Regions from separate parts of the Homo sapiens genome. Here region 1 is linked to region 2. A link is a loop called in an ENCODE intact Hi-C map of the cell type or tissue named here. Cell type or tissue: sigmoid colon. All regions are shown on one strand. Links, peaks and the distances in the headings refer to the core of each region. The heading gives the core; the rest is flanking DNA. Region 1 overlaps SELENOP (selenoprotein P). Region 2 has its middle 47 kb from the start of SELENOP.

Region 1 (16,851 bases), core at 452-2,951, 52 kb after region 2:
CCCAGGCTGGAGTGCAGGGGCGCGATCTCAGCTCACTGCAAGCTCCACCGCCCGGGTTCACACCATTCTCCTGCCTCAGCCTCCTGAGTAGCTGGGACTACAGGTGTCTGCCACCAAGCCTGGCTAATTTTTTTTTTTTTTTTGTATAATTTTAGTAGAGAAGGGGTTTCACCGTGTTAGCCAGGATGGTCTCGATCTCCTGACATCGTGATCTGCCAGCCTCGGCCTCCCAAAGTGCTGGGATTACAGGCGTGAGCCACCACACCCGGCCTATCCCTTTCTTCTTGGAGGATAGAAAGAACAGTCAGAACTTGGTGTGTCTCAAACAAAAGTTAGGTTGTGTTTGCAGAATGTTACATAAGTCACAGACTTATTTTTATAAGCCACAGTCTGAACATAACTTTCTGGAGACAGAATTCATGGGCTAGGTATTTTTAGGAAGTGGAATTATGTCTGCAGGATTTATAGAAATTCATAGTTAGGACTGTGAAGTTAACTATGAAGAAGAGTGACAGGTTTTCTCTTTTACAGGACAACCCCAGCAATGTGGAGAAGCCTGGGGCTTGCCCTGGCTCTCTGTCTCCTCCCATCGGGAGGAACAGAGAGCCAGGACCAAAGCTCCTTATGTAAGCAACCCCCAGCCTGGAGCATAAGAGATCAAGATCCAATGCTAAACTCCAATGGTTCAGTGACTGTGGTTGCTCTTCTTCAAGCCAGCTGATACCTGTGCATACTGCAGGCATCTAAGTAAGACAGTCTTTCTGTGGCTTAAAATACCTTAAGGGGAAGGCTATTAAATACACACACGCATATAGACATAAAATAAAAGTGTAAATAATGTATTAAGTCACACTTTTAGAAAAACTATGTGTTTGCATAGAACATATTAGAAGAGAGAAACTAGGATGATACACACCAAAATGTTTACAGTGGGTTTCCTAGGGTTATGGAAATTTTTTCTTCTTTTTGTGCACCTATATTTTATAACTTCCTACTAAATATGTATTACTTGTGTAATGAAAATGCTCTAAAATGTACTTCTGCAAATAGAACAGTTACTTCAATACAAGAGGCAGAGAAGACTGTTTTGTCAGAGTAGAAAGAACACTAGGCTTGCTATCAAAGTCTTGGGTTATTTAACAAATAAATATAAAAAATATTTGTTGAGTTATTCACCAGATATTCACTGGGTGGAATTCTCCTTACAGTCATCCAGTGGTATCTGTGCAGGATTGGTTCCAGGATCCCCCTCATACACCAAAATCCATGGAGCTCAAATCCTTTATATAAAATGGCATGTATAACCTATGCATATACTTTCATATGCTTTAATCATCTCTAGATTACTTATAATACCTAACACAATGTAAATGCTATGTAAGGAATTTTTATACTGTATTTAGTGAATAATGAATGACAAGAAAAAAAGTCTACATGTTCACTACTATAGATGCAGCCATCTTTTTTTTTCCAACCATTTTTTATCTGTGGTTGGTTGAATCCATTCTACCTATAAGATACATTCAAAATATATACACTTCATCGTGCTAATTTGAGAACTAAACCAATGTTTGTTTAAGCATAAGGTTTTAATTAAGCACAAGTTTTAAGTAATTCTAAAAATGAAAGTTTTAAAATCTTTTACAGCAATATAAAGAATAGGTGCAGTATGGGTTAGTTAAAAATAAGAAGGAGAGTTTCACATAGAAAATTAAGGAAGAGGGAGAAAAACCACTAATCAAATCAAATGAGATTATTCATTTTATGTATTTCTTCCCAAATATTTTAGATTAGAAGACCTGCGAGTAAAACTGAAGAAAGAAGGATATTCTAATATTTCTTATATTGTTGTTAATCATCAAGGAATCTCTTCTCGATTAAAATACACACATCTTAAGAATAAGGTTTCAGAGCATATTCCTGTTTATCAACAAGAAGAAAACCAAACAGATGTCTGGACTCTTTTAAATGGAAGCAAAGATGACTTCCTCATATATGATAGGTTTGTACATACACACAAACACATCCCAAATTTAAAAATAACTGTTTCGTATCTATTTATTTACTTCCCATCACACATAACAATCTTCTTTACTGTTAAATACAATGCCATATTTCAGTCTTCATCTCATATAATCTCTCTTTAACATTTAGAAGTAAAAATCACTCCTTATTTTTGAAATACTCTCATTTTAAAAAATTTCTATGACACTATACCCTGCTGGTTTTCCTCATATCCTTCCTCTTCTTTCTCCTCCTCCACACTTCCTCCTCTTCCACCTCCTGATTTTTCTTCCTCCCACATTCTTCCTTGGTTTATTCTGTATGTGTTTGTGTTATTCAGGGCTATACAGCTTTCTGCCTATTCACACTCTGCACATTTTACCTGAGCAATCTCATCTATCCCTTGATTACAATTAAAACACATATTAGGATGATCCCATATATACAAAGCTGAAACACAATGACTGAACTCCAGACGAGTCTACTTCCTAGACATATTCACAAACATCTTAAATTTAATTATTCAAATCTGTATTGATTATCTTCTCCTAAAACATGCTTATACTTTCACTTTTGTGTGATTTTTATATACAACCTATTGGAGGCAGATGCAGCCAACCACTAGGGCATATAATCCTATAATTTTCAGACCCTGCACTCCCAGTCATCATCCACTATTTTGCAGGACATCACAAAAACCATCAGGTATGGCAGCCTTGCTGCCATCCACCCCTTCACAAAACTGTGTGACAGGAATGTATTACTTACTCCTTCCACCACACTTCCCACCTCAGTCAGTAATCAAATTCTATGGGTTCTTAATCCTGAGTATATTTATCTCATATCCGTAATTATTATCTCAAGTTACTTCCTGGTGACCACTCCTCTAGATTTTTCCACTAATCTCTTCACTTGATTTCTTCTTGTTTTGTATTTAATAGTAAGTGATTTAAAATAATATATTTGCTTTTGATTATTGCCAAATAGTTTATAAACTCTTTATTCACATTTATTTTTTTGAAATGACTTTGATTTTTGAAATGACTTTTTAAAAAGTAAGGCATGTAAAAGAGTTCACCATTCCAAGAGGAAAATACAGAAAATTGATTATCCCCATAAATTGGCATTTCGGTTAAATAAAAAGAATGACCAATTTGTATATCCTGTACAATTCTAACCTAATTCTTTTGCAAATGAATAACCATATCTTCTAATTAATTTTAATCTAAATAATAATTTTAAGGCTACATACCTGAATTTCTGAACTGTAAAGTGAGTTAATCATTTAAGCATGATCTGCACAAATCTACTTTTGATTCTATGAACAAATAAAACATTTATATTTTGAGGGAATCTCAATTCATGCATTATGCCATTATAAACATTCTTAGTTGGTGCTTTGTTTTTTTTGACTCTCCGGAGTCTGGTGAGCCCTACTTGGTCTTACACTAAATTTTTAAAAATTCACATTTCATTCTTTTAGGCCTTTAAACTTCTAATTTTTAGGATAACCTAAAAGTATAACCCTTTGATAGTCACATAAAACCATATATACTAGGTAAAATGTAGGCAAGAAGAACATTTTAACCCCACCATTTCTGACAATGCCACATGTTCTAATACTTTCATTGTGCTGAAATTTTCATTGCATTAGATACATTTTTAAATAAATGGGCTACTGGCCAAGGCTTGGAGATGTTTTTGTTATGTGATGATTTCTTGTTGTGTCAAATTTGTGCTGCCTTAGCAGTTATGACAAGCTCAAGTGATTTTCAGAGCCTAATTTATAAGTTAGCGGTTTGGGCACTGGTAGAATTTATAAGTCAGTCACAAAATTGTATTTTACCAAGTCACAGTGATGACATTTTTGATATTATATAGTGACATATCTATAACATTTCAAAATACTAGTATTAGACTAATTATAGTGTTGCTATGACCTGACCTGGTGTGCAGTACCTGGGAGCTCATTTGTAGCTCTCATCCAAAGAAATTTAGTAAAGGCGTGAAAGGGTCTTAGTTATGACCATTAAACCTATAATACCTATCCCAGACTGTATTTGAGTAGGATCGTGATACAGAAAATATTATAGTGACATTGTATTTGTCCTTTTTCTTAGATGTGGCCGTCTTGTATATCATCTTGGTTTGCCTTTTTCCTTCCTAACTTTCCCATATGTAGAAGAAGCCATTAAGATTGCTTACTGTGAAAAGAAATGTGGAAACTGCTCTCTCACGGTATTTTTCTGAATTATTTTTCTGGGGAGAAAAGAGGAAATCTTTTAAGAGTTTATCATGAAACACTTATTTAGAAAACTCAATGCTTTTGCAGGTGTACTAAAAATAAATAACAATAATTTTTACAATTAAACAAACATCCTGTCATCTAACCTCTACTTTATTTATTTATTTATTACTATTACTATTATTTTTGAGACGGAGTCTGTCTCTGTCGCCGAGGCTGGAGTGCAGTGGCGCGATCTCGGCTCACTGCAAGCTCCGCCTCCCGGGTTCACGCCATTCTCCTGCCTCAGTCTCCCGAGTAGCTAGGACTACAGGCGTCCGCCACTACTCCCAGCTAATTTTTTGTATTTTTAGTAGAGACGGGGTTTCACTGTGTTAGCCAGGATGGTCTCGATCTCCAGCCCTTGTGATACGCCCGCCTCGGCCTCCCAAAGTGCTGGGATTACAGGCGTGAGCCACCGCGCCCGGCCTAACCTCTAGTTTAAAACATCTTTTGAAGATCGATGTTGCTGCCTTTATCTAGAAGAGCTTTAGAAATTAAAAATCAATGTATCGTATTTCAGTTACCACCAAATGACGTTGCATGGGCATAAGTGCTCAAAAAATTTAGTCAACACAAAAAAGCAATGTTATTGTAGTAACCTGAACATGTTAGCACAAGAACATAAAAATAGCAAAGCTTACCCACAGCATTACTTGGAATGGAACTGGGGCCAGAAACTACTTAATTTATTGAAGATGCAAGGCTATCAGATTTTTCCTGAAGCCCTTCCACTGCCTGCCCATCTGCAGTCTGAGTTTACTTCAAAATGGAGTAAGTTTTCTACTCATTACTGGTATTTATTTCCTAACAACCATGAAAATATTTCTTCTTTGTTATGAGAAGAACTATATTTAAATCTTTTTTAAATAAAAAAGGCACTCAAAGAATTTAATTTGTATTAACTAGACTTGTTTTCCTTCATAACAAAAAGGAAAATAATTCTAAACAATGTTCCATTGAGAAGTCAGATTGGGAAAATTTGAACTTAGGTTTAAAAACAATTCACAATTTTATCTGTAAGTTGTATTTCCTTCAGATTTTCCCCAGGTCTAAAGAAAGCCGCCTCAAATTTTTAACGAATTTAATTAATTAATTTAGTTGTTAAGGAGTATAAGTTACTTACTCTAGTTATGTAATTTTCACATTTTAATCTTTATAATGATCTTTTGAGGGTTATTTTACTATTTTTAAAGATGAGGAGACTGAGGTAATGGAAGAAAATACTAAGAGTAATGAAAGAAAAGTACTAACTCAACCTATACTAAGCATTTAATAAATACTAATTATAATGATTCCTCATATTTTGGGATTATTTCTGCATTTCTCATTTGTGCAAATGCTTGCTAGTTATAAATATACCCAGTTATATTGAAAAAGGCAGTTAATAGTTACCACAATATGCTTAAAATGTGTGAATCATCTGTAAATACAAATTACAGATCAGACACTATTAGTATCTGATATGCCAAATCCGATTGGAGTTTTTCTATTTCATTGTCTCCTAGATACCACTGATTATTTGACATATTATCTTATGTAGTATTTAGGAAAAAAAAATGCTGCTAATTAAAGTAGGATACAGTGAGAAACCACCACCAACAGTATGGTACATTCTAATTTTAGAGATATTAAAATCTAAAGAAATATGCATCACATAATCAGTAAAATATAGTAATTCGTTTCTGAAATTAGACTACTGGCAGGGTGCGGTGGCCCACGCCTGTAATCCCAGCACTTTGGGAGGCCGAGGTGGATGAATCACGAGGTCAATAGATCGAGACCATCCTGGCCAACATGGTGAAACCCCATCTCTACTAAAAATACAAAAATTAGCTGGGCGTGGTGGCACGTGTCTGCAATCCCAGCTGCTTGGGAGGCTGGGGCAGGAGAATCACTTGAACCTAGGAGGCGGAAGTTGCAGTGAGTCGAGGTCGTGCCACTGCACTCCAGCCTGGCGAAAGAGTGAGACTCCGTCACTAAATAAATAAATAAATGAAAGAAATTAGACTACTACCATAGGTATTTGTGTTTGTTTAAACCTTGAACACTTTGAACATTACACAGTATATTTTAAACATGTATCAAATTCTTTATAAGTTTGTAAGCAAACATTATTAGCTTCTAATGTAGAAGTAATTCAGAAATAACCAAATAAAGTACCACTTAGTAGTTGTATGCTAAAATTTAATGGAATTTATAACCTTTTAAAACCTTCAAAACATCAAAAGCATATCACTTAGTGAGTCTTTGGGTTCTAAGTTGATTTTGTAATTTTATTTGCAAATTAGCCTTAGGTTGAGATTTACTGTTACATTTCTGTATCTATAGGCTTTGAGTCTCTGATTAGTAGGTACCACAAAACAGTAAAGACTTCCAGTAAATTAAAGAACTAGGATCATGCGGAATGGATATTATGGTCAATGGGAGTCGGGCAGTAATTTGCTATTTTCAGCTGACAGCCTTATGGTAGGGAGACATTAGCAAAGCTTTGGTGAAGTTCAAAACATTTCCTGGCATAGGATGAAGTATGAAAAACTAACACATTTGAGCAGAGTTTATTAGCATTTTTGAATTATCAGAGATAATATTAGATTACAGTATCATATAGTATTAGATAAGATGCACCGTTGACACAGGTACAGAAGTTTCCATATAGTTCAACTGATTTTTTATTTATTTTTTATTTTTTTGAGATAGGGTCTGACTCTGTCACCCAGGCTGGAGTGCAGTGGCACCATCTGAGCTCACTGCAACCTCCATCTTGCAGGCTCAAACGATCCTCCCACCTCAGCCTCACAAGTAGCTGGGACTACAGGCATCTGACACCACACCCAGCTAATTTTTGTATATTTTGCAGAGACAGGATCTCGCCATGTTGCCCAGGCTGGTCTCCGACTCCTGAGCCCAAGTAATCTGCCCCCCTCGGCCACCCAAAGTGGTGGGATTACAGGCATGAGCCACCATGCTCGGCCCAGATCAACTGAATTTAGGATTTGATATTACTTTGACTTTCCTGCAATCCAAGTTCCTTTTGCCAGTTTACTTCATTTGCTTCTGCAAATATAAGTACAGTGGTTTGGCTTTCTTTTTAAGCCTTTAATAAAATGTCTAGGTGTTGAGACTAACATCAGACTCTTTCTCATTAATATAATACAAAGCCAGCTCGATTCTAATTAACTAGTTGGAATTTCACATGTTAGCTCTACAAATCATTTTTCACGCATTATTCCTATCTCTATAAGCTTGTTAAAAAGTGATTTATAAATTTGTTCCAGACTCTCAAAGATGAAGACTTTTGTAAACGTGTATCTTTGGCTACTGTGGATAAAACAGTTGAAACTCCATCGCCTCATTACCATCATGAGCATCATCACAATCATGGACATCAGCACCTTGGCAGCAGTGAGCTTTCAGAGAATCAGCAACCAGGAGCACCAAATGCTCCTACTCATCCTGCTCCTCCAGGCCTTCATCACCACCATAAGCACAAGGGTCAGCATAGGCAGGGTCACCCAGAGAACCGAGATATGCCAGCAAGTGAAGATTTACAAGATTTACAAAAGAAGCTCTGTCGAAAGAGATGTATAAATCAATTACTCTGTAAATTGCCCACAGATTCAGAGTTGGCTCCTAGGAGCTGATGCTGCCATTGTCGACATCTGATATTTGAAAAAACAGGGTCTGCAATCACCTGACAGTGTAAAGAAAACCTCCCATCTTTATGTAGCTGACAGGGACTTCGGGCAGAGGAGAACATAACTGAATCTTGTCAGTGACGTTTGCCTCCAGCTGCCTGACAAATAAGTCAGCAGCTTATACCCACAGAAGCCAGTGCCAGTTGACGCTGAAAGAATCAGGCAAAAAAGTGAGAATGACCTTCAAACTAAATATTTAAAATAGGACATACTCCCCAATTTAGTCTAGACACAATTTCATTTCCAGCATTTTTATAAACTACCAAATTAGTGAACCAAAAATAGAAATTAGATTTGTGCAAACATGGAGAAATCTACTGAATTGGCTTCCAGATTTTAAATTTTATGTCATAGAAATATTGACTCAAACCATATTTTTTATGATGGAGCAACTGAAAGGTGATTGCAGCTTTTGGTTAATATGTCTTTTTTTTTCTTTTTCCAGTGTTCTATTTGCTTTAATGAGAATAGAAACGTAAACTATGACCTAGGGGTTTCTGTTGGATAATTAGCAGTTTAGAATGGAGGAAGAACAACAAAGACATGCTTTCCATTTTTTTCTTTACTTATCTCTCAAAACAATATTACTTTGTCTTTTCAATCTTCTACTTTTAACTAATAAAATAAGTGGATTTTGTATTTTAAGATCCAGAAATACTTAACACGTGAATATTTTGCTAAAAAAGCATATATAACTATTTTAAATATCCATTTATCTTTTGTATATCTAAGACTCATCCTGATTTTTACTATCACACATGAATAAAGCCTTTGTATCTTTCTTTCTCTAATGTTGTATCATACTCTTCTAAAACTTGAGTGGCTGTCTTAAAAGATATAAGGGGAAAGATAATATTGTCTGTCTCTATATTGCTTAGTAAGTATTTCCATAGTCAATGATGGTTTAATAGGTAAACCAAACCCTATAAACCTGACCTCCTTTATGGTTAATACTATTAAGCAAGAATGCAGTACAGAATTGGATACAGTACGGATTTGTCCAAATAAATTCAATAAAAACCTTAAAGCTGACTTCGTTTGTTATGTAGGCTGTATGCATATATTGAAAACAGAAGTGAAACTTTCGATTGCTTTTAAATAAATACCAACTAATGAATTTACTGCTAAGCTCAAAACCGTCTACGCTTAAGGTGAGAATCTTTGCCAACAGAAAGGCGTTGCTCTAAATCGCGAATGGTATTACGAAGAATTGCAATCTCCTTGTTTTTTTCTTCTTGAAAATGCTGAAGTTTCTAAACGAAACAAAAAATTTGTTATTAGAATTCAGAAATAAAATTTAGTACAAGGAACAACAAAATAACAAAGAAATGCACTTCTGCTATTGGTATTTTAAAAAATACCTTATATTGTTAATAAGAATTAGATGATTTTTATAGAAACATGCTTAGAAAGTTTTCTTAAGCAACAAATACTGAGAGGAAAACTCACATACCCTTCTGTAGATACTTTGTGGCAAAACAGTAGAATCCTGATATGATTTTGATTTAGTCTGAACTCTTGCTAGTTTGGCATCAAACTGAATCAAATTGAAAAGAAAGTTATTGAAACTCTAGACAATTAGAAACAATTGTTTCTATAATTATAATCCATGTTATCCTTTGACATGTAATCTGTAATTCAGGTGTAAATTACAGTATAGACAATAGAAAAATCTTTCTTTAAGAAATAATTTTTCAGAAAGAGCAAAGAACAGAAAAACAAGATTAACCCTGATTGCACGGCAAAATTACCTGGAGAGGTTTTTTTTTTCTTTGTTTCTAAAGTACCAAATGCCTGGGCACTACTTTAGAGATTCTGGTGTGCAGCTAGCGTCATCTTTTTCTCAAAACATCACGTGATTCTATAGTGCAGACAGGGTTTAGAATCTAGTTTAACTTAAATATAGGTAAAAATATTTTTACGTTAAAATGAGTGTATTATAAAGAAAATGTAATAAACAGTCAAGGAAGAAAACCTCACCTAGCTTTCTGCAGGAACTTTGAGGCTGAACAGTAGAATTTGAATACGATCTTGTCGATATAGTTTGAACCCTTGCTGGTTTCAATTAAACTGAATCAGGTTAAAAAAGTTCTCATAGGCCATTCTTAACAGGCCAATTTTTTTTTGTTTTTGCACAATATTCCATTATATAACTCTTCTCTTCAGATTTAGTTAACATAGCCTCTCTGAGGACTAAGAATAAACTCTGAGATTATGCTCTGGTTTGAGGAGAGAAATGGTTAGGTACAATGAAAACAAATAAGGAGCTGTGTATACCAGTCAAATAATAGACCAGTGATAAGGCCCAAATGGCAAACAAAATGCAAATTTCCAAACAGAGGAGGATTAGAAGTTGGTAGTAGATCTTGAAACATGGCCTATTAATTTCAGTTGGCCATTCAGCCTTTCCTGTGGTTTGTGGTACACTTGGTCAGATGGCAGCAGCAGCAGCAGCACCAGCAGCAAAGGGTATCTAAAGTCAACATCAGTCCTCTTTCTGCCCAGTGATTACTCAAGGTAACTCACCAAGTACCCTGGGGATTCCAAAGTTTCAGGAATATGAGTAGTATGTGATTTTAATTAAGACTTGTGAATTCTTACAAGGTAAAATGAAAGTTGGGGTGGGGGGAAGCAACGGAAGAATGATGGAAGGGTAGATTGATAGAGTCTAGAAAACATTTAAAGGACAAATATTTTGTCAAAGTACATTTGAGATTGTGATATCCGGTTAAATGAACTACTCAAGACTGTTTGTTTATTTATTTATTTTTTTCGTTCTGTTGCCCAGGCTGGAGTGCAGTGGCACAATCTCGGCTCACTGCTAAGTCTGCCTCCCGGGTTCAAGTGATTCTCCTGCCTCAGCCTCCTGAGTAGCTGGATAACAGGCATCTGCCATCACGCCCAGTTAATTTTTGTAATTTTTTTTTAGTACAGGCGGGTTTCACCACGTTGGCCTGGTTGGTCTCGAACTCCTGACCTTAGGTGATCCGCTCGCCTCGGCCTGCCAAAGTGCTGGGATTATAGGTGTGAGCCACCACACCCGGCCTACTCAAGACTTTTGAGCAAAGAGTTAGAGCCTCAGCCTTTGAGATGCCCTATTAGAAGTCCCTTAAAAAAAAAATTGTAGGAATTTGGTTTGTTTGCCCCCAGGATATATATTCTTCCAGAAAGTTATTAGGAAGAAATTTGTTTTTTTAATGAGAAATAAAGCAAAATAAATTTCTAGTTGGTTACTGGGTTTTGACAAATTTCGGCTGGGATGAGAATAAATGTGAAGCGTTAGAAACATTCTTCCCATGCTGGAATGGTAGAAATTATGAAACCTACATAGAATTTACCATAAAATGCAGATAATCCTTGAGTTTTCTGTCAGGGAAATGTGAGTGCTAAAAATACAATAGCTAAAATAAAGTTTCACTGTATTGGTTTAATAGCCAATTAGATACACTAAAGATAGAATTAGTAAGTTGGAGAATAGGTTAGAAGAAAATATCTACCCTGAGACAGGGAAAAACAAGAAAATGACATATACAGAAAAGAGCATATGAGACACAGGAACTGGTAGTAAAGTCTATGAAAGGCTGTTGTCTCTCACCTAGTGTTGGGCCTAAAGTTGCTGCAGTCAGAAAGGCCTGCAGTTAAAAGGAAAAGTTGGATGTCAAGTGGGAAATACTGAGAAGAAAAGTTCTCAGAGGAAGCAATATCCTCCCTAAAAACCAGGAACTTTCGAACAACTCAAGGGTCCACTTTCAGGTCAAGTGCTGAAAGGCAATGCAGATGACAGTTGTATGGTATGTGATTACTGCAATCATTTGGTGGAGAATGAGCATGTGTGAAGCCCTCTCACAGAATTGCTTCTAATCCTAAAATGTATCTCACTGTGATGAAAAACAATCAAAGTACAGTTTAGACTAAGGGATGTGTCCTCAAGTTTAGCAGACTCTTAAACACTTACTTCTAGTTGTAGCTTGATTATTTCATTTTGTTTTTCTTTTTCTTGACTTCTTAGCTTTGCATTTAACTCTGAAATTTCCATCTCCTTTTTCTCTATTAGTTCTTTGTGCTTTTCTTCATTTAATTCAACTGAATAAAATGAAATAAATAAAATTCATTTGTTAAAAATTTCAAAATTATTATAAGTTTGTATTTCTTTAGTGTTTTAAATCATTCCTAAAAAAGTAAATTTTATTAATGAAACATATTTTAGAAATGGTGTAGGTATAGAATAGCTTTTCTATGTTTTTTACAAGACCCTGAATAATGTTTGAGACACAGAAGTCACTTGCCAAATATTTTTGAATGAATAAGGTAATTTAAACTATTAAACATCAAAGGCCTGGAAAATAAATGGGAGATACAGTGGTTGAAGAGGGACACAAAGCCTGAGTTTCTAGGTATGAAGGGCTCAAACTACTGGATGACTCTAGAGCTACATGAAGCCCCTGCTATACTATTCCATATGATCAGGCCATTCTCATGTTCACATCATATCTTTATGCTTTATCAAATTTCTTCTTCTCCCAACTTTCTTATTCCTGTTAATGACACCATGACATCTAGGATGAGAGGCTCAAGAAAATCTTTTATTTTTAACGAGAAAGGAGACAATCTACAAGCCCCACAATGAAGGGCTTCCTAGCTTTCTTTTTTTTTTTTTTAATTTTATTATTATTATACTTTAAGTTTTAGGGTACATGTGCACCATGTGCAGGTTAGTTACATATGTATACATGTGCCATGCTGGTGTGCTGCACCCATTAACTCGTCATTTAGCATTAGGTATATCTGCTAATGCTATCCCTCCCCCATCTCCCCCACCCCACAACAGTCCCCAGAGTGTGATGTTCCCCTTCCTGTGTCCATGTGTTCTCATTGTTCAATTCCCACCTATGAGTGAGAACATGTGGTGTTTGGTTTTTTGTCCTTGCGATAGTTTACTGAGAATGATGATTTCCAATTTCATCCATGTCCCTACAAAGGACATGAACTCATCATTTTTTATGGCTGCATAGTATTCCATGGTGTATATGTGCCACATTTTCTTAATCCAGTCTATCATTGTTGGACATTTGGGTTGGTTCCAAGTCTTTGCTATTGTGAATAGTGCCGCAATAAACATACGCGTGCATGTGTCTTTATAGCAGCATGATTTATAGTCCTTTGGGTATATACCCAGTAATGGGATGGCTGGGTCAAATGGTATTCTGATATAGATATTTAGATAATAAATTTGTAGATCCTACTCTGTATGATTTAAACCTTTGAAATAGGTTGAAATTTACTTTTTCATTTATGATATGGTCAACTTTCTTAAATGTTCCATGCATACTTGAAAATAATACGTATTCCGCATTTATTGGGTATATCATTTATGTCAATTAGTATCAGTTGTTTATTTTGTTGCTTAAATTTTCTATATCATTACTAATTTTGCATATTTGTATGTACTTTTCTACCACTAAAAGGTGAATTAAAGTCTCTCATTATGATTGTGGATTTGTCTGTCACCTACTAGTTCTGCGAATTTTACTTGGTACATATACATTTAGAATTGTTGTTTTATTTCCCTGGTAAATCAAACACTTTACATCACAAAATATCCATCTTTTGCTCTAGAACTGCTTCTTGCTTTAAAGTATACTTTGTCCAATATTAGTATAGCTATGCCAGCTTCATGTTGGCTACTATTTGCATGTTATATTCTTTTCCATCTTTTATTTTAAATCTTTCTATAGTTTTGTATTTTAGGTATATTGAAAGCAGGATAGTAGCAGATTTTAATACTTATTCAATCTGGCAATCTTTTTTAATTGGAAATTCATTCAAGTTTAACTTAATGCATTTAGTAATATATTTGGGTTTAAATCAACTAGCTTATTATTTGTTGGCTTTTACATTTTATGTTCATTTCTCTCTTTTTTCTCATCTTCATTTAGACAGAATAACTATTTTTACTTCCCTTTTTTCCTCCTCTATTAGATTGATAATCATTAGCTTGATAAATATTCTTTTATTCTTCCTTTAGTGGTTATCTTAGAGTTTATGGCATGCCTACTTGACTTATTAGAATTTAATAAAATTAGTACTTTTATCACTTTATGGACATGATACAAACCTTAAAAACATTTTAACTCCATTTATTCCCCCTTTTGTCTTTGGTGTTTTTGTACTATGTTAACTTAGCTAAATTAGAACTATGTTTTCCAGAATTCCCTTGTCTATATGTTCTAAGGTAGAGTTAGCCGTAAGAGAAATCTCCACAAGGTTTGGAAGATGGAAGTATAGCAAGAACTAATTTTCTCTGATGTTTAGTATAGGATGCTGGGCAGTGTTTCAGTTCACACATGGTGTTGCTGGCCTTCTGGCTCACCAAATCAGCAGCTATTATTTTTTGAAGGTCAATGTAGAGCCCCAGGGAACAGTGCAATTTATACAAGTTGTCACTTATCAAAGGATCATCTCAGTAATAAGGAAAAACGTTTGGTTCCACAGCTTCTTAAGCTCCCAACAGATTTCTTTTTTTAGCTGCTAGAAGTCTCAGGCCAGGTGTCCTTGAAGCTCAATGGCGTAGGGCACCATCTTTTCCTGCAGGTCGTCATGTCATTAAGGTCGAAGGAGGTATAAGAAAGATGCAAATTCCAGTTTGTTCTCAGTATTTCCACTTGACATCCAACTTTTCTTTTTACCTGTAGGCCTTTCTGACTGCAGCAACTTTAGGCCCAACACTAGATGAGAGACAACAGCCTTTCATAGACTTTACTACCAGTTCCTATATCTCACATGTTCTTTTCTGTATATGCCATTTTCTTGCTTCTCCCTGTCTCAGAGTAGATATTTTCTTCTAACCTGTTCTCCAGCTTACTAATTCTATCTCCAGTGTATCTAATTGGCTATTAAACCAATACAGTGAAACTTTATTTTTACCTACTGTGTTTTTAGCACTTACATTTCCATCTACTTCTCTAGTATAATTTCCAGTTCTCCATAAAAATTCCCCAAGTCCAGCTGAGCTTGGTGGCTCACACCTGTAATCCCAGCACTTTGGGAGGCCAAGGCAGGTGGCTCACCTGAGGTCAGGAGTTCAAGACCAGTCTGACCAACATGGTGAAACCCTGTCTCTACTAAAAATACAAAAATTAGCCAGGGATGGTGACACGTGCCTGTGGGCCCAGCTACTCAGGAAGCTGACGCAGAAGAATTGCTTGAACCTGGGAGGTGGAGGTTGCAGTGAGCCGAGATGGCAACACTGCACTCCAGCCTGGGTGACAGAGTGAGACTGTGTCTCCAAAAAAACAAAAAGAAAATTCCCCAAGTTCTTTATTTCTTTGATTATATTAATCAGAGTCATTGTAAATTATATATCTGATAATGCCATTATCTGGATCATAAATGAATTTATATTTATTTCCTTTTAAAAATGTTTATAATTGAGCTTGCTTAGGTTTTTTTGTATTTTTAAAGTCAGATTTACTGCAGCGTAATTTATATATAGCAAAATCTCTTTTGAGGCGTATAGTTTGAGGAGTTTCGAGGACCATATACAAGAATCTAACCATCACCACGATCAGGTAAAATTTTTCTATCACTTCAAAAGGAGCCCTTGTGCCCCTTTATAATCTATCCTTTTGCTCAAATACTGGCAAACATTGATCTGATTTTCGTCACCATAATTTTCATTTTCAAGAATGTTGTATAAACAGAATTATATAGTATGTGGACTTTTGTGTCTGGCTTCTTTGATTTAGCATATTGCTTCTGAAGTGATTGTATTGTTGAATGTATCAGCAGTTTGTTGCTTTTTATTGCTGAGTAATTTCCATTACATGGATGTACCATGATTTGTTTATTTATGTTAATGGATTTGCTAGAGTCCAGGTTTGGGCCATGATGAATAAGGTTGCTGTAAACATTCACAAACAGGTCTTTGGGTAGACATATGCTTTCATTCCTCTTGGGTAAATACCCAGGAGTGCGAATGCTGGGTCAGATGGTGTGTTATGTGGCGCCATGACAATGAGCCTCTCAGATCTCAGGAATCCTAACTGATCACTTGCCCCAGCTCCTGCACTCTAAAATCCATTACTGCATTTAAGCTGAGGCCATGCTTCTATGGTTGCAACTAGTCAATGACAGGGTATGGAAGGAATACTACTGTGGGCCAATTCTGGGAGATGTCTAATCCTATCTTGGTGTTTCCTCCTTTAAGGACCTGAACTAGCACAAGGAAACAGGTATAATGGGGTTCTAAGATGGGCTCACTTACCACTTTCTGGGCAATGAAGAAGCCATCCTTAGTGGTATGTGGAGCACTGGTAGCTCCTAGTATACAATGGTGTTAATAATTACTACAGATTTCACCAGAAGTAATCTGGAAAAATGTCCTGGTGGTGGGGAATGCCTTGCAAGACATTAGTTATCATTAAGACATTTGAAATATGGATGGAAATAATGCCCACAAATGCAGTAGAGTTATCTGGTTACTGCTAAATTAAATTGACATTATACTAAAGGATAATGAGAAATTGAGGGCTGTTAGCAAAAAGTTACAGAATTAAAGAATAAATGTGAGAGTGAGAGATCTCTTTGGTAGCTTACAAACATGTTCTTACCTCTGGTAATGGAACATCAAACACAGCTAAGCAACAGAAAATATAATAGATTTGAAGAACTCCAGAGATGTTTAAATGCTTAGCCAAAGCAGTTCTACTATGATAAAATTTGGACCCCGGTTGGAAAGACCTGAGATCCTGAAAAATAGAATGGAAACATGTGGATGGATGCCTCTGAGGATGCTAGCTCTAAAGATTTCCCTAAGCCCTTGGAGTCTGAAGAGGTGGCCCACTCTTTCCTAGTAAAAGCTAGCAA
Region 2 (16,851 bases), core at 6,839-9,338:
GTAGTAATTGTGAATGGGAGTTCACTCATGATTTGGCTCTCTGTTTGTTATTGGTGTAGAGGAATACTTGTGATTTTTGCACATTGATTTTGTATCCTGAGACTTTGCTGAAGTTGTTTATCAGCTTAGGGAGATTTTGGGCTGAGAAGACGGGGTTTTCTAAATATACAATCATGACAACTGCAAACAGGGACAATTTGACTTCCTCTTTTCCTAATTGAATACCCTTTATTTCTTTCTCCTGCCTGATTGCCCTGGCCAGAACTTCCAACACTGTGTTGAATAGGAGTGGTGAGAGAGGGCATCCCTGTCTTGTGCCAGTTTTCAAAGGGAACACTTCCAGTTTTTGCCCATTCAGTATGATATTGGCTGTGGGTTTGTCATAAATAGCTCTTATTATTTTGAGATACGTCCCATTAATACCTAGTTTATTGAGAGTTTTTAGCATGAAGTGCTGTTGACTTCTCTCAAAGGCCTTTTCTGTATCTCTTGAGAATCATATGGTTTTTGTCTTTGGTTCTGTTTATATGATGGATTATGTTTATTGATTTGTGTATGTTGAACCAGCCTTGCATCCCAGGGATGAAGCCAACTTGATTGTGGTGGATAAGCTTTGTGATGTGCTGCTGGATTCAGTTTGCCAGTATGTTATTGAGGATTTTTGCATCGATGTTCATCAGGGATATTGGTCTAAAATTCTCTTTTTTTGTTGTGTCTCTGCCCAGCTTTGGTATCAGGATGATGATGTCCTCATAAAATGAGTTAGGGAGGATTCCATCTTTTTCTACTGATTGGAATAATTTCAGAAGGAATGGTACCAGCTCCTCTTTGTACTGCTGACAGAATTTGGCTGTGAATCTGTCTGGTCCTGGACTTTTTTTGGTTGGTAGGCTATTAATTATTGCCTCAATTTCGGAGCCTGTTATTGGTCTATTCAGGGATTCAACTTCTTCCTGGTTTAGTCTTGGGAGGGTGGATGTGTCCAGGAATTTATCCATTTCTTCTAGGTTTTCTAGTTTATTTGTGTAGAGGTGTTTATAGTATTCTCTGATGGTAGTTTGTATTTCCGTGGGTTTGGTGGTGATATCCCCTTTATCATTTTTTATTGTGTCTATTTGATTCTTCTCTCTTTTCTTCTTTATTAGTCTTTCTAGTGGTCTATCAATTTTGTTGATCTTTTCCAAAAACCAGCTCCTGGATTCCATTGATTTTTTGAAGGGTTTTTTGTGTCTCTACCTCCTTTAGTTCTGCTCTGATCTTAGTTATTTCTTGCCTTCTGCTAGCTTTTGAATGTGTTTGCTGTTGCTTCTCTAGTTCTTTTAATTGTGATGTCAGGTTGTCAGTTTTAGATCTTTCCTGCTTTCTCTTGTGGGCATTTAGTGCTATAAATTTCCCTCTACATACTGCTTTAAATGTGTCCCAGAGATTCTGGTATGTTGTGTCTGTTCTCATTGGTTTCAAAGAACATCTTTATTTCTGCCTTCATTTCATTATGTACCCAGTAGTCATTCAGGAGCAGGTTATTCAATTTCCATGTAGTTTTGTGGTTTTGAGTGAGTTTCTTAATCCTGAGTTCTAATTTGATTGCACTATGGTCTGAGAGACAGCTTGTTATAATTTCTGTTCTTTTACATTTGCTGAGGAGTGCTTTACTTCCAACTATGTGGTCAATTTTGGAATAAGTGTGATGTGGTGCTGAGAAGAATGTATATTCTGTTGATTTGGGGTGGAGAGTTCTGTAGATGTCTATTAGGTCCACTTGGTGCAGAGCTGAGTTCAAGTCCTGGATATCCTTTTTAACTTTCTGTCTTATTGATCTGTCTAATGTTGACAGTGGAGTGTTAAAGTCTCCCATTATTATTGTGTGGGAGTCTAAGTCTCTTTGTAGGTCTCTAAGGGCTTGCTTTATGAATCTGGGTGCTCCTGTATTGGGTGCCTATATATTTAGTTTAGTTAGCTCTTCTTGTTGAATTGATCCTTTTACCATTATGTAATGGCCTTCTTCGTCTCTTTTATCTCTTTTGATCTTTGTTGGTTTAAAGTCTGTTTTATCAGAGACTAGGATTGCAACCCCTGCTTTTTTTTGTTTTCCATTTGCTTGGTAGATCTTCCTCCATCCCTTTATTTTGAGCCTATGTGTGTCTCTGCACGTGAGATGGTTCTCCTGAATGCAGCACACTGATGGGTCTCGACTCTATCCAATTATCCAGTCTGTGTCTTTTAATTGGAGGATTTAGCCCATTTACATTTAAGGTTAATATTGTTATGTGTGAATTTGATCCTGTCATTATGATGTTAGTTGGTTATTTTGCTCATTAGTTGATGCAGTTTCTTCCTAGCGTCAATGGTCTTTACAATTTGGCATGTTTTTGCAGTGGCTGATACCAGTTGCTCCTAGTGCTTCCTTCAAGAGCTTTTGTAAGGCAGACCTGATGGTGACAAAATCTCTCAGCATTTGCTTGTTTGTAAAGGATTTTATTTCTCCTTCACTTATGAAGCTTAGTTAGGCTGGATATGAAATTCTGGGTTGAAAATTCTTTTCTCTAAGAATGTTGAATATTGGCCCCCACTCTCTTCTGGCTTGTAGAGTTTCTGCTGAGAGATCCGCTGTTAGTCCGATGGGCTTCCCTTTGTGGGTAACCCGACCTTTCTCTCTGGCTGCCCTTAACATTTTTTCCTTCATTTCAACTTTGGTGTATATGACAATTATGTGTCTTGTAGTTGCTCTTCTCGAGGAGTATCTTTGTGGCATTTTGTGTATTTCCTGAATTTGAATGTTGGCCTGCCTTGCTATGGTGGGGAAGTTCTCCTGGATAATATCCTGAGGAGTGTTTTCCAACTTGGTTCTGTCACTTTCGGGTACACCAATCAGACATAGATTTGGTCTTTTCAAATAGTCCCATATTTCTTGGAGGCTTTGTTCATTTCTTTTTACTTGCTTTTCTCTAAATTTCTCTTCCTGCTTCATTTTATTCATTTGATCTTCAATCACTGATACTCTTTCTTCCACTTGATCGAATTGGCTACTGAAGCTTGTTCATGTGTCACGTAGTTTTTGTGCCATGGTTTTCAGCTCCATCAGGTCATTTAAGGTCTTCTCTATGCTGTTTATTCTAGTTAGCCATCCATCTAATCTTTTTTCAAGGTTTTTAGCTTCTTTGTGATGGGTTTGAACATCCTCCTTTAGCTGGGAGAAGTTTGTTATTACTGATCTTCTGAGGCCTACTTCTTTCAACTCGTCAAAGTCATTCTTCATCCAGCTTTGTCCCATTGCTGGTGAGGAGCTGCATTCCTTTGGAGGAGAAGAGGCACTCTGAGTTTTGAAATTTTCAGCTTTTCTGCTCCGGTTTCTCCCCATCTTTGTGGTTTTATCTACCTTTGGTCTTTGATTGTGGTGACCTAGAGATGGGGTTGTTGTGTGGATGTCCTTTATGTTTGTTAGTTTTCCTTCTAACAGTCAGGACCCTCAGCTGCAGGTCTTTTGGAGTTTCCTGGAGGTGCACTCCAGACCCTGTTTGCCTGGGTATCACCAGTGAAGGCTGCAGAACAGCAAATATTGCAGAACAGCAAATGCTGCCTGATCCTTCCTCTGGAATCTTCATCTCAGAGGGGCACCCAGCTGTATGAGGTGTCAGTCGGCCCCTACTGGGAGGTGTCTCCCAGTTAGGTTACTCGGGGGTCAAAGACCCACTTGAGGAGGCAGTCTGTCTGTTCTCAGATCTCAAACTCCATGCTGGGAGAACCACTACTCTCTTCAAAGCTGTCAGACAGAGACGTTTAAGTCTGCAGATGTCTCTGCTACCTTTGTTCAGCTATGCTGTGCCCCCAGAGGTGGAGCCTACAGAGTCTGGCAGGCCTCCTTGAGCTACAGTGGGTTCCACTGAATTTGAGCTTCCAGGCTGCTTTGTTTACCTACTCAAGCCTCAGTAATGGCGGACGCCCCTCCCCCAGCCTTGCTGCCGCCTTGCAGTTTGATCTCGGACTGCTGTGCTAGCAGTGAGCAAGGCTCCATGGGTATGGGACCCTCCGAGCCATGCATGGGATATAATGTCCTGGTGTGCCGTTTGCTAAGACAGTTGGAAAAGTGCAGTATTAGGGTGGGAGTGTCCCAATTTTCCAGGTGCTGCCCCAGTGAGATGAACCCAGTACCTCAGTTGGAAATGCAGAAATCACCCATCTTCTGCATTGCTCACACTGGGAGCTACAGACTGGAGCTGTTCCTATTCGACCATCTTGGAACCAGATCCCAGGAGTAGCTATTCTTATATCAGACTAAACAAACTTTAAAGCAGCAGCAGTTAAAAAAGATAAAGAGGGACATTATATAGTTATAAAAGGACTAGTTCAACAGGATAATAATCACAATTCTAAATATATATGAACCTAACACTGGAGATCCCAAATTTATAAAACAATTACTACTCAACCTAAGAAATGAGATAGATGACAACACAATAATAGTGGGGGACTTTAATACTCCAGTGACAGCACTAGACAGGTCATCAAGACAGAAAGTCAACAACAACAAAAAATGGACTTAAACTATACCTTAGAGAAAATGGGCTTAACAGATATTTATAGAAGATTCTATCCAACAACTGCAGAATATACATTCTATTCATCAGCACATGGAACATTCTCCAAGATAGACCACAAAACAAGTCTCAATAAATTTAAGAAAATCAAAATTGTATCAAGTAGTCTGTCAGACCACAGTAGAATAAATTGGATATCAACTCCAAAAGGAGCCCCCAAAACCATTCAAATAGATGGAAATTAAATAACCTGCCCCTGATTGATCATTGGGTCAACAAAGAAATCAAGATAAAAATTTAAAAAATGTTTGAACTGAACCATAATAGTGACACAACCTATAAAACCTCTGGGATACAGCAAAAATGGTGCTAAGAGGAAAGTTCATAGCATTAAATGCCTACATCAAAAAGTCCAAAAGAGCACAAATAGACAATCTAAGGTCACACCTCACAGAACTGGAGAAACAAGAACAATCCAAACCCAAACTCAGCAGAAGAAAAGAAATAACCAAGATCAGAGCGGAACTAAATGAAATTGAAACAACAAAAACAATACAAAAGATAAATGAAACAAAAAACTGTTTCTTTGAAAGATAAATAAAATTGATAGATTATTAGCAAGATTAACCAATAAAAGAAGAGAGAAGGTCCAAATAAGCTCAATTAGAAACAAAACGGGAGATATTAGAACTGATACCACAGAAAAACAAAAGTTTATGCAAGGCTACCATGAACACCTTTACATGCATAAACTGGAAAACCTAAAGGAGATGGATAAATTCCTGGAAATATACAGCCCTCCTCGATTAAAACGGGAAGACATAGAAACTCTGAGCAGACCAATAACAATCAGCGACATTGAAATGGTAATAAAAAAATTGCTAACAAAAAAAATCCATGGTCAGACGGATTCACAGCTGAATTCTATCAGACATTCAAAGAAGAATTGGCTCCAATCCTGTTGACACTATTCCAAAAGTTAGAGAAAGAGGGAACCCTCCCTAAATCATTCTATGAAGCCAGTTAACATCCTAATACCAAAACCAGAAAAGGACATAACAAAAAAAGAAATCTACAGACCAATATCCCTGATGAACATAGATACAAAAACACTCAACAAAATAATAGCTAACTGAATCCAACAGCATATCAAAAAGATAATTTAGCATGATTAAGTGGGTTTCATATCCAGGATGCAGAGATGGTTTAACATCCAGAAGTCAATAATGTAATATACCACATAAACAGAATTAAAAACAAAAATCACATGATTATCTCAATGGACACAGAAAAAAACATTTGACAAAATCCAGCATCCCTGTATAATTAAAACTCTCAGCAAAATCGGCATAGAAGGGACTCACCTTAAGGAAATAAAAGCCATCTATGACTAACCCACAGCCAACATAATACCGAATGGAGAAAAGTTGAAAGCATTTCCCCTGAGAACTGGAACAAGACAAGGATGCTCACTCTCACCACTTCTATTCAACATAGTACTGGAAGTCCTAGCCAGAGCAATCAGACAAGAGAAAGAAATAAAGGGCATCCAAATTGGTAAAGAGGAAGTCAAACTGTCACTGTTTGCTGATGATACGATCATATACCTAGAAAAATCTAAAGATTCCCCCAAAACTCCCAGAACTGATAAATAAATTCAGCAAAGTTTCAAGATACAAAATTAATGTACACAAATTAGTAGCTCTGCTATATGCCAACAGCGACCAAACTGATAATCAAATCAAGAACTCAACCCATTTTACAATAGTTGCAAAAAAATTACTTAGGAATATATCTAACCAAGGACATGAAAGACCTCCACAAGGAAAACTCAAAACACTGCTGAAGGAAATCATAGATGACACAATCAAATGGAAACACATCCCATGCTCATGGATGAGTACAACCAATATTGTGAAAATGACCATACTGCCAAAAACAATCTACAAATTCAATGCAATTATCATCAAAATACCACCATCATTCTTCGCAGAAAGAAAAAAACAGTCCTAAAATTCATATGGAACCAAAACAGAGCCTGCATAACCAAATCAAGACTAAGCAAAAATAAGCAAATCTGGAGGTATTGCATTACCAGACTTCAAACTATACTACAAGTCCATAGTCACCAAAACATCATGGTACTGGTATAAAAATAGGCACACAGACCAATGGAACAGAATAGAGAACTCAGAAGTAAACCCAAATATTACAGCCAACTGATCTTTGACTAAGCAAGCAAAAACATAAAGTGGGGAAAGGACACCCTATTCAGCAAATGGTGCTGGGATAATTGGCAAGCCACGTGTAGAAGAGTAAAACTGGATCCTCATCTCTCACCTTTTACAAAAATCAACTCAAGATGGATCAGAGACTTAAATGTAGGACCTGAACCCATAAAAACTCTAGAAGATAACATCGGAAAAACCCTCCTTGACGTTGGCTTAGGCAAAGAATTCGTGACCAAGAACCCAAAAGCAAATGCAACAAAACAAAGATAAATTGACGGAATTTAACTAAACTAAAAAGCTTCTGCACAGCAAAAGAAATAATCGGCAAAGTTGGCAGAGTTCACAGACAACCCACAGAGTGGGAGAAAATCTTCACAATCTACACATCCAACAAAGGACTAATATCCAGAATCTACAAGGAACTCAAACAAATCAGCAAGAAAAAGACAAACAATCCCATCAAAAAGTGGGCTAAGGACATGATTGGACAATTCTCAAAGGAAGGTATACAAATGGCCAACAAGCATATGGAAAAATGCTCAATATCACTAATTATCAGAAAACTGCAAATCAAAACCACAATGCAATGCCACCTCCCTCCTGCAAGAATGGCCATTACAAAAAAATCCAAAAATAATAGATGTTGTCATATACGCGGTGAAAAGGGAATACTTTTACACCATTGGTGGAAATGTAAACTAGTACAAACACTATGGGAAACAGTGTGGAGTTTCCTTAAAGAGCTAAAAGTACATCTACCGTTTGATCCAGCAATCCCACTACTAAGTATCTACCCCAGGAAAAGAAATCATTTTACGAAAAAATACTTGCACATGCATGTTTATAGCAGCACAATTTGCAATTTCAAAAATATGGAACCAGCACAAATGACCATCAACCAACAAGTGGATAAAGAAAATGTTATATATATACACCATGGCATACTACTCAGCCATCAGAAGGAAGGAAATAATGGCATTTGTAGCAACCTGGATGGAATTGGAGACTATTATTCTAAGTGAAGTAACTCAGGAATGGAAAGCCAATCATTGAACGTTCTCACTCATATGTGGGAGATAAGCTATGAGGACACAAAGGCAAAAGAATGATATATTGGACTTTGGGGACTTTGGGGAAAGGGCAGGAGGTGGGTGAGGGATAAAAGACTACACGTTGGGTACAGTGCTTGGGTGATGGGTGCACCACAATCTCAGAAATCACCCCTAAATAACTTATTCATGTAACCAAACACCACCTGCTCTCTCAAAACCCACTGAAATTAAAAATAAATTAAAAAAAACAGACAAGTAAGACAAAAAGATCAAAAACTCTATGTTTTGAACACAGACTGTTCCAGCCTGACTTTGCTTTTAGAAATTGCCTTGTTTCTCTTCAACAGACCGTACTTTTTAGTGTGCACAATAAACAAGTGCTCAGGCCGAGATGCAAGGGAAAGGGATCCTAAGAGTTGGCAAACAATACATGGACAGGCACGTTGTTAAAAAAAACAAGGAAGCTGAGCCTGTGCTCACGGACCCAGGAATACCAAGCAGTGACTGTGCCGAGTTCCACAGGCAGACAATGGGGCTTCTTAGCTTTCATTCCTGGCAGTTCCACTTGGGGAGAGGGATGTAGCTCCTCCTGGCAGTCAGGATGTGACAAGAATAATGTGCCCCACGTTCTTGAGGAAATATTTTAAGAACGTGTCTGTAGTTTGTCTTTTGGGGTTTCTTAGCAAGTAATCAGAAAGTCAGCATGCTGATAGTTTAAGGCTAGTTGATTTTTTTTTTCATGACTGTGTAAATGGTACAATTTTTTTAAAAAATGTGGAGGTTTAAAGTACCAGTTTTATTTAATGGAAAAGCTGGATGGAAGAAAGATGTGTGGATTAAATGCCAAAACACAGCTTCCTTGTCTTTTCTTCTACAAATTGAGTTAATTCATTTAGCCACTCAGAGTTTAAAAATAGCCAGTGGAAACTTAGCTGGGCCTGCTTGAGAGGGAGGAAGGCAGGGAGCCACTGCCACTGGTCAAGGGCAGGTAGGGAAGTTTGCAGGAGGTCATAGACTACCTTGGCTTTGAGTGTCTCTAAATGGAGAATGGGATGGGAGTCAAGCCCCTAAACACATACATTAAGGAAGTACATGATTTGTAGCTGTGGTGAAACAGATAATTGAATTGGGCAGAGTTTCCAGCTGCCTTGTAAGCTCGGTCTGGCCTGACCATGTGACCCTGATGAATAATACATTGGCAGAACAATGAGATCTATTGACATATCCAAGCTAGTTTTGAGTTCTGCTAAAAGCAAAATCAAACTATTTCTATTGTAGTACTGATTTACAGAAGAAATGCAAATATATTTAAAACAGGTTTTACAAAACTATTTAACATACAGACCTCTTTTAAGGGAAATAGTTTATGGATTTCCACCACTGAGTTAAATTTCTTTTACTATAATGATAGTCTCTCTTTTATTTTTTTTTCTTGTACTTATTGAGTAATGAGCCCTCAATTGAGGAGATTCTTGGATCTTGAGTTTCTAGAATTCGGAAAAGTGTTACCCATTATTGCTTCAAATATTTTTCTGCCCCCATCCCACCCTGGTTAATCTAGTAACACATATAATTAGCTTGCTTGAAGTTGTTCCATGGCTCACTGATACTCTGTTTCTTTTTATTTTTGAGTTTTTTCTCTTTTTTAGGTATCATTGTCCTGCACAGTCTGATGTCCTATGTGTCTTATATTTTTTCCTGCTTTCCAGTTACCTCCAACAGGTGGATAAAATTGGTCCCTGTTAATTCATCCTAGCTGGAAGTGGAACCAACAACAGCCACTTCCAAAACCTCTCTCAAAAGATTAAGGAAGCTTTCTTATTCCAAAAACCCTCTGGAAATGTCTTCTTCAGGTTCATTGACGATTTAAGGTCATGCATTTACCCTAAATCTATAATTCTTGCAAGATGGGACTGTGATTTTTAAGCAGGCTTGAACTACCTGTGCCACTGCTAGAGTTAGAGGTAGAGTTAGCTGTTCTCTAAGTCGGCTTCTCACCTTGAGCAATAGTGACATTGTGGGCTGGATAAATCTTTGGTGTGAGGGGCCGTCCTGTGCACTGTAGTATATTTAGCAGCATTCCTGTCCTCTATTTATGAGTTGCCAGAAGTTGCCTTTCCATATTGTGACAACTAAAAATGTCTCCAGACATTGCCAAACATCCTGGGTGTAGGGGCAAAATAGCTCGCAGGGGAGACCCCCTGTTCTAAGTATGTAGGCTTCATGAAGAGGTGTGAATACCAAATAAATATGGAGTTGTTACCAAGAGAAGGGGAGGCAACCACAGTATCCATTGCAATATACAAGCATCATATTTTATGGCAAAAGACATTTATAAATTATTTTGGTATATATTTGGAGTAACGTATAATCCTTAGGTACTAATAACAAGCAAGTTACGGATAGCTAAGAGAATCAAATTAGGTACATATACAAAGGCACAATGTGAAGTATAAAACCTTAAACACTTAGAGGTACAAAAAGTGAAAACCCTAAACACATACTATGTATGTGTACCTAAGTTGATCTAATTTGTACACCGTTACATGTTTCATGTTATGATTAGGGTAGATGGTAGTGAAGAGAACACCTGATAAATTTAGGACCTAAAGAACATTTAGGGGAACTTCATCATTTTGTAATAAGCATCACCCTGTGTTTAAACAGCATACGAGCATTCTTCCAGGTGTAGCTACAGGTACCTGGAAGGAATATTGGGAACAGATAAACAGTGACCATTTTGCCTGAGACCCTGAGAAGACTGCCCATCTGATCTCTCTCTGATATTAGACTCACTAGGGATAGATAAAGAATGAAATACTGGCTGTTTTCTAAAATGCAATTGCTGAAGCCTTTAAAATTCAATGGGGGTATCATTAGGATTTATCTATTCTTTTAAAACTATTACCTTTTAATGAAACTATTACATGTAGAGCACTTAGTTTACAAAAGGATTTTCAAATCATTATCCTGTTTAACGTGCAAAGTCCTTGTGACTTGGTTAATATTAATATTATTTTCCTTTTAGACTTGTGGAAATTGAGTGTCAAAGGCTTTAAGAAACTTACCCAAGGTCACACAGAAGGTAAATGAAAGAGCTGGAGTTTGATACCAGATCTGAACCCTGTCATTCCAGGTTGCATTTTTTCCCTCTTCAATCTACTTTTTTAAGCTGATAGACCACGATGCATTCTTTCTAAATTAAGAAGTGGGGAAATTTGCTGTTTGCAAAATTACTAGCTCTGAGTCTATAGATGCTCCAATGCAACCTTCAGGGTCAAGCACTTTGGCAGTGCCAAATAGTTTGTTTCTGACTAGTGTAGACAAGCATTTAGACAGCACATAACTAGCTTTGTGAGCGTTGCTTACACAAAACACCTGCCACCAACCCTCTCTGGCCATCAGTGTCCTGTCTCAGAGAAGCACAACTTCTTTGTCATAGACCCTGGGCAATTTTTAACCACAGGAAAAAGCTTTGCTACTTCAAGGCTGGTCCTAAGACTAGCAGTGTTGATATCACCTTTGTTAGAAATGAAGAATTTCAGGCCATAGCACAAACCTACTTAATCAGAATCTCCATTAACAAGCTCCCTGTGTGATTCATATACACATTAATGTTTGAGAAACACTGTGTTAGATACAGGTACCCTAGGTGACTTCTCAAAGTCCTCTCCAGTCTAGTGGTTCTTTGACCCAATGGCAAATGATCTGGGCAATTTTGATAATTCTGATGGGGTGTGCCTAATCACATTAGTGATGTTATGGCTTTTGCTAAGGCTGTTATAGATGATATCAACACACAAGATCTGCCTTAACACACCATGAAATCATGCAAGGTATTTGTCTCTGAAGATCCCAGGGGCATAAGTGCATTAGACAGGCACAGGCTGGACATGAATACCACCCAGGAGCATGGCTCCTAGTGCCAGATGCATTATGCTTATGCTATCCACAGTGATTAAATCAGGTGGCTATAAATTGTGATGTCTTAATGAGTGATACTTTCAGATCTTCACAGATAACTTGTTTTATTCTGTAACCTCTAAGGAACGTAGATATTATCTCATAGACTGATGATAATGATGGGTCCAAAATTTGATTTTCAACTTTGTCACCTACTAGTTACTAAGTACAAAAAAATCTGATTTTTCTAGGCCTCATTTTCTGTAAATTGAAAAGATTAGACTGATAATCTAATCTAATCTTGTTGTAATCCATTAAAACAAACACACCTGTGGCCAGACAGAGTTAGAGTGATAATCTATTTTTACAACAGCTATAAAGCATGATCGCATGTACACTGTGTATCATTTTATGATAATTAACCAATTAGACCATAAAAATGGTGAACCTAAACTGACAGGGACTTGGAAAGGAATTTGAAAGATTGCTAAGAATACTCTTCCAGGATAATTTAAGTGATAACCACAAACTGAAAGATGGAGGCCACCATGACCTGCTGAGACAGCTTGTGACTGAAAACTGTTGTTTGAGCTTGACTCATGTGCTCAAAGTTCAGATCCTTAAAGGGACACTTCCCCTAAAGAAACAGAAAACAACATAACATTTAATTTTGCTTCTGGAGGAGGCCAGGGCCTACCTAGACAAAACTGAGCTTTGCTAGTTCAGCTTCTTTATTTAATGAAGGTTCAGTAATTATGGCATGTATTATCAAGCAAAATCTTTCTATTGAAAGCACCAGAACTTATTCTTTCAAAACAATATTTAATTGTGGAATATATAAAAAAATACAGAAAGTAATAACTAGATACCCATATCTATTAAATTAATAAATACTAACATTTTGTGATATTTCCTTTAGATTCTTCATTTTTTCTCTATAGAAATTAATTATACCTACAGTTGAAGTCACACTCATTCTTACATCCACCCCAAAACTATGATTTTGAAGTAGTTTGTATTATTCCCTTGAATATTTTTGACACTTTTACACATATTTATGTATCTTAAATAATGCATACAATCATTTTGTTTTAATTTTTCAAGGATGCAATTTGTAGCAGATGCTAAATTCCCTCAAGCCACTGGATTTTAGGGAACCTGTAGGGGACAGTTGCATGAATGCTGCCAGGTCCCCTTCAAGCAATTTTCAGTGAATCTCTGCTCTTCTACATCAGGGTTTTCCCTGAAGACCTGGAAGTTCCTTGGCTGCACAGGCACAGACTACAACTGTGGAGGAGTAATACCAGGAGCAACCCTGAACTAATGAGCAGCAGAGTCAAGGGATAAATTTTCCAGGCTCTTGTTCTCTTCATGAAAAGTTATGAGGCACAGTCCATACTATTCCTTGGAGATCCCAAAGCAGGATAGTATCACAGTTGCTCAAAGAGGTAACAAACACAATAAAACATCCTGTATTTGCCTTGCTTCCTTCCTTGCCTCACTCTGTTTGCCCCTTTGCTCTGTTTCCTGGGATAACTTCCCAAATAAACCACCAAGTCCATATCTCATTACTGAATTCTCTAATTAGTTCAAATACTTTGGTTACAAATCATTGAATTTTACTGCAGTGTGTCCAAAAATGTGGTATGATTGTTACTGATGCTTTCTGTTTATTGAGACTGGTTTTGTGACCTAGCACATGACTAACTTTTGCTAAATGTTTCATGTTTGTTTGAGAAGGAGTATTCTCTAATTATTGAGTGCAGACTTCTATATATGTCTACAAATCAAGTTTGTTAAATTTTTTGGTTAAAATCTTCTATTAGGTTTTTGTCTTCTTGATACATTTCTGAAAGAAATGTGTAGTTGTAGATTTATCATTGTTTCCTTTTCAGTCTGTCAGTTTTGATTTTTATATTTTGAGGCTATGTTGTTAAGTTCATACAGCTTCAGGGTGGGTATATCTTTGTCTCAAACAATACATTTTCTCCTAATGTATTTTGTCTTCTACTAATATAGTTTACTCAGTACTTTTTCTGTTCTAACTTTTCTCATCCACTTTCTCTCAAACTTTCTGGTGTAGTTATGATTTAATGTGTCTCTTGTGATTGTCAATCCAGAAAAATGATGAGACAAGTCTCAAGCATTTTAGCAGGTTTGTTTGCCAAAGTTAGGGATGCATGCCTGGGAGACAGGTCTATATGCCTTTCTCTGAAGAAAGGGGAAAGGCCGTGATATTGAGAAGTACACAATTTTTATGTAAGAGGAGGTAGGGAAAAATAGTTATTCATGCCTTTGGCTCAATGAATCTTCATTTTTTTTTTTTTTACATAAAATGACATGAACAAATGGGGCAGAGGAAAAATGCAGGGATAACATAGACAAAATGGGGCAGGAGAACAATCAGATATGCATTTGTGTCTGGTGGACTAGGAGTGACTGCACCTATAAAGATAAGCTATCAATTTACATTGCCATGGTGGAATTTTAACAGAAACACCTTAAAAGATCTTGCAGCTCACTAGGAATTTCCTTGTGGACAAAATATGGGGAGGTGTGTAGATTTTCATCTTGTAGTCATCTTATTTAGGAACCAAAATGGTGAGGCAGGTTTTCGTGACCCAGTTCCTAGCTTGACTTTTCCCTTTGGCTAAATGAGTTTGGGGTCTCAAAATTTAATTTCCTTTCACATGATCAACACACAGTTGGATTTTTTTTGTCAGTTTTATGAATTACTGTATGTTTCACTAGGAATTTTGATGAATTTATATTTATTACAGTTATATTTCTATTGCTTACATTCTGTTGTGTTTCTATTTGGCAGGCATTTTTTCCTCTCTGTGTCTTTTTTTCTCCTTAATATTATAGGGGTCAGCAAACTATTTTATATAAATAAAGTTTTTATTTTTCTCCTTAATATTATAGGGGTTGTCACCAAACTATTTTATATAAATAAAGTTTTGTTGGAACATAGCCACACTCATTCAATTATATATAGCACATAGCTGCTTTCATACTACAATGCTAGAGCTGTATATTTGCAACAGAAATTATATGGTCTGTAGTGACTAAAATATTTACTATTAGGACATTTCAGAAAAAAATTGTCAACTCCTGTTGTACTGGATTCAAGCATTTCTTGTCTCTTTTCCTTTGAAATTAAGAGATTGTAATTTTATTCCTATAATAGTTACCTTTACATTAAAAAAAGAAATCAGGATCTTTTTATCCAAAAACAATTTGTCTTGATGGAGGGCATCTGGCTGTTTTGGGGATACTATTCCTGACCTTCTTTTGACTAAAAAAGCTTCCTGCCTGCCATACCAGCAAAAAATCACCACGTACTCCCCGTCTCTACTAAAAGCACAAAAATTAGCCAGGCATGGTGACATGTGCCTGTAATCCCAGCTACTCAGGAGGCTGAGGCAGGAGAATTGCTTGAACCCGGGAGGTGGAGGTTGCAGTGAGCCACGATCACACCACTGCACTCCAGTCTGGGTGACAGAGCAAGACTCTGTCTCAAAAAAAAAAAAAGAAAAAATCACCATGTACCAATCTGTCCAAGCTTATCCATGGATGGGACTACCGGGAAAACAGGAGTTCTGATGCTTGTCTTGCTCTGAATGTCTGCTTGTCACCTGCTTAAGGTTATCGACTGTGATTCCGTGAATCATTGTTGTACATGACCCCTGTGACTCTGTAGTTTCTCTACTGGATTAACAATGATAGCCATAGGGGTTTTGTTTTGTTTTGTTTTTTCCTTACTGGAGTGACAGCCCTGTATAAAGTTACAAAGTTACAGTCGATGAGAACTTGCAGAAAACCACAAGACCAAGACTAGGAGTGATTTGAAGGAGTGGAAGTCCCCGAGGCACTATAGAACCTTCCATGACTCAGTTACTAATCGCAAGCACCTCGCTGTAGCTGTACATTGAACCTTGATATCTTCAGGTCTTTGGAACTTTTAAGTCTCCTGAGGATTTTTTTTTTAATACAAATAAAATCTGGCTTAAAAAAAAAAAGAAAAGGAAACAGGCCAGGTGTAGTGTCTCATGCCTATATTCCCAGCACTTTTGGAGGCCAAGGTAGGAGGATCACTTGAGGCCAGGAATTTGAGACCAGCCTATGCAACATAGCAAGACTCCACCTCTACAAAAAAAAAAAAAGTAAAAAAGCATACCCGTAAAAAGCCAAAAGTTAATATATCTACATTTTTGTGAACAAAACAATGAACTTTAGAACTCTTTAGTTCTAATCACCTTCTCCACTTTCCATTTTTGTTTAATATTTTAGTTTCATCTCATTAAAATTCTTCTATCTAGTAGTCATTATTATTATTGTTTTTCAATAGCCAATTTTTATTTACTCAAATATTTACCACATTATTTGATACATACTGCTTTTTTATACCCAACTCTTTTCTTTTCAGTTGAATTTCCTCTTTCTAAAGTACTTCCTTTATATAATAGTTCTTTCAAGAACCATTTGAAAATCCTTACTGCTCATTGCATATGGCATACACATTCAGATTTATTTTATTTTATTTTATCTCACCCTTGAATGATAATTTAGCTGATATTTTTCCTCAATACTCTGGAGATATTATTATATTATTTTGGGATCTCTATTTTTTTTCTATTGAGAAGTCAGCTTTAGTCTAACAGTCACTTTGTAAGTAATCTATATTTTCATTCTAACTGCTGTTAAGTTTTTTTCATTATTTACGGTGTTTTACAGTTTTATTCTGATGTGTCTAGGTGTGAATTAATTTTTGTTTAGCTTAGTGGTCAATGCTGCCAGGTCCCCTTCAAGCAATTTTCAGTGAATCTCTGCTCTTCTACATGAAATTCTTATATTTGAGAATTAAGAAATGAAATTCTTATATTTGAGAATTAAATTCTTTCACTGATTCTGAAAAATTCTCATCAAATATTACCTCTTCCCCAATTAATCTATTTCTTCCTTTGTAACTTTTCTAGATATATATTGTCTGATATCCTCTATCTCAATAGTTAATTTCATAGGATTCATGGACATTAATTCTATCCAACACAAACTCCCACAAATTTCTTCCTCAGCATCCTGCAAATGTTTCAATATATGCAACTCTACTTATTTCTTTTCTTTTTT

The links. Hi-C counts contacts between places; a loop is a spot of excess contacts. Peaks named below come from ENCODE experiments on the same cell type or tissue, not always from the same donor. Only the 100,000 strongest peaks of a DNase experiment are listed, where the experiment ranks them.
Region 1: it touches region 2 in a loop (3-fold over the local background); 15 of 110 quality-filtered maps call a loop at or near these places.

What each region holds. Positions count from the first base shown.
Region 1 is chr5:42,792,047-42,808,897 of GRCh38, reverse strand. It overlaps SELENOP (selenoprotein P), which reads left to right. Exons shown (of 5, transcript NM_005410.4): 2 at 532-747; 3 at 1,790-2,002; 4 at 4,125-4,242; 5 at 7,567-9,018. The coding sequence starts at 545. The coding sequence ends at 8,178. CCDC152 (coiled-coil domain containing 152) reads right to left here. Exons shown (of 9, transcript NM_001134848.2): 7 at 11,942-12,069; 8 at 9,440-9,523; 9 at 6,459-9,239. The coding sequence ends at 9,117. Among named protein-coding and RNA genes, the nearest start is that of SELENOP, 11 kb to the left of the region's middle. RefSeq lists enhancers at 4,165-4,665, 4,666-5,166. In sigmoid colon, for the core only: no CTCF peak of the experiment used is centred there; no DNase peak of the experiment used is centred there; H3K4me3 peaks cover 554 bases.
Region 2 is chr5:42,850,351-42,867,201 of GRCh38, reverse strand. No RefSeq gene overlaps it. Among named protein-coding and RNA genes, the nearest start is that of SELENOP, 47 kb to the right of the region's middle. In sigmoid colon, for the core only: no CTCF peak of the experiment used is centred there; a DNase peak (open chromatin) is centred at 8,304; H3K27ac peaks cover 760 bases.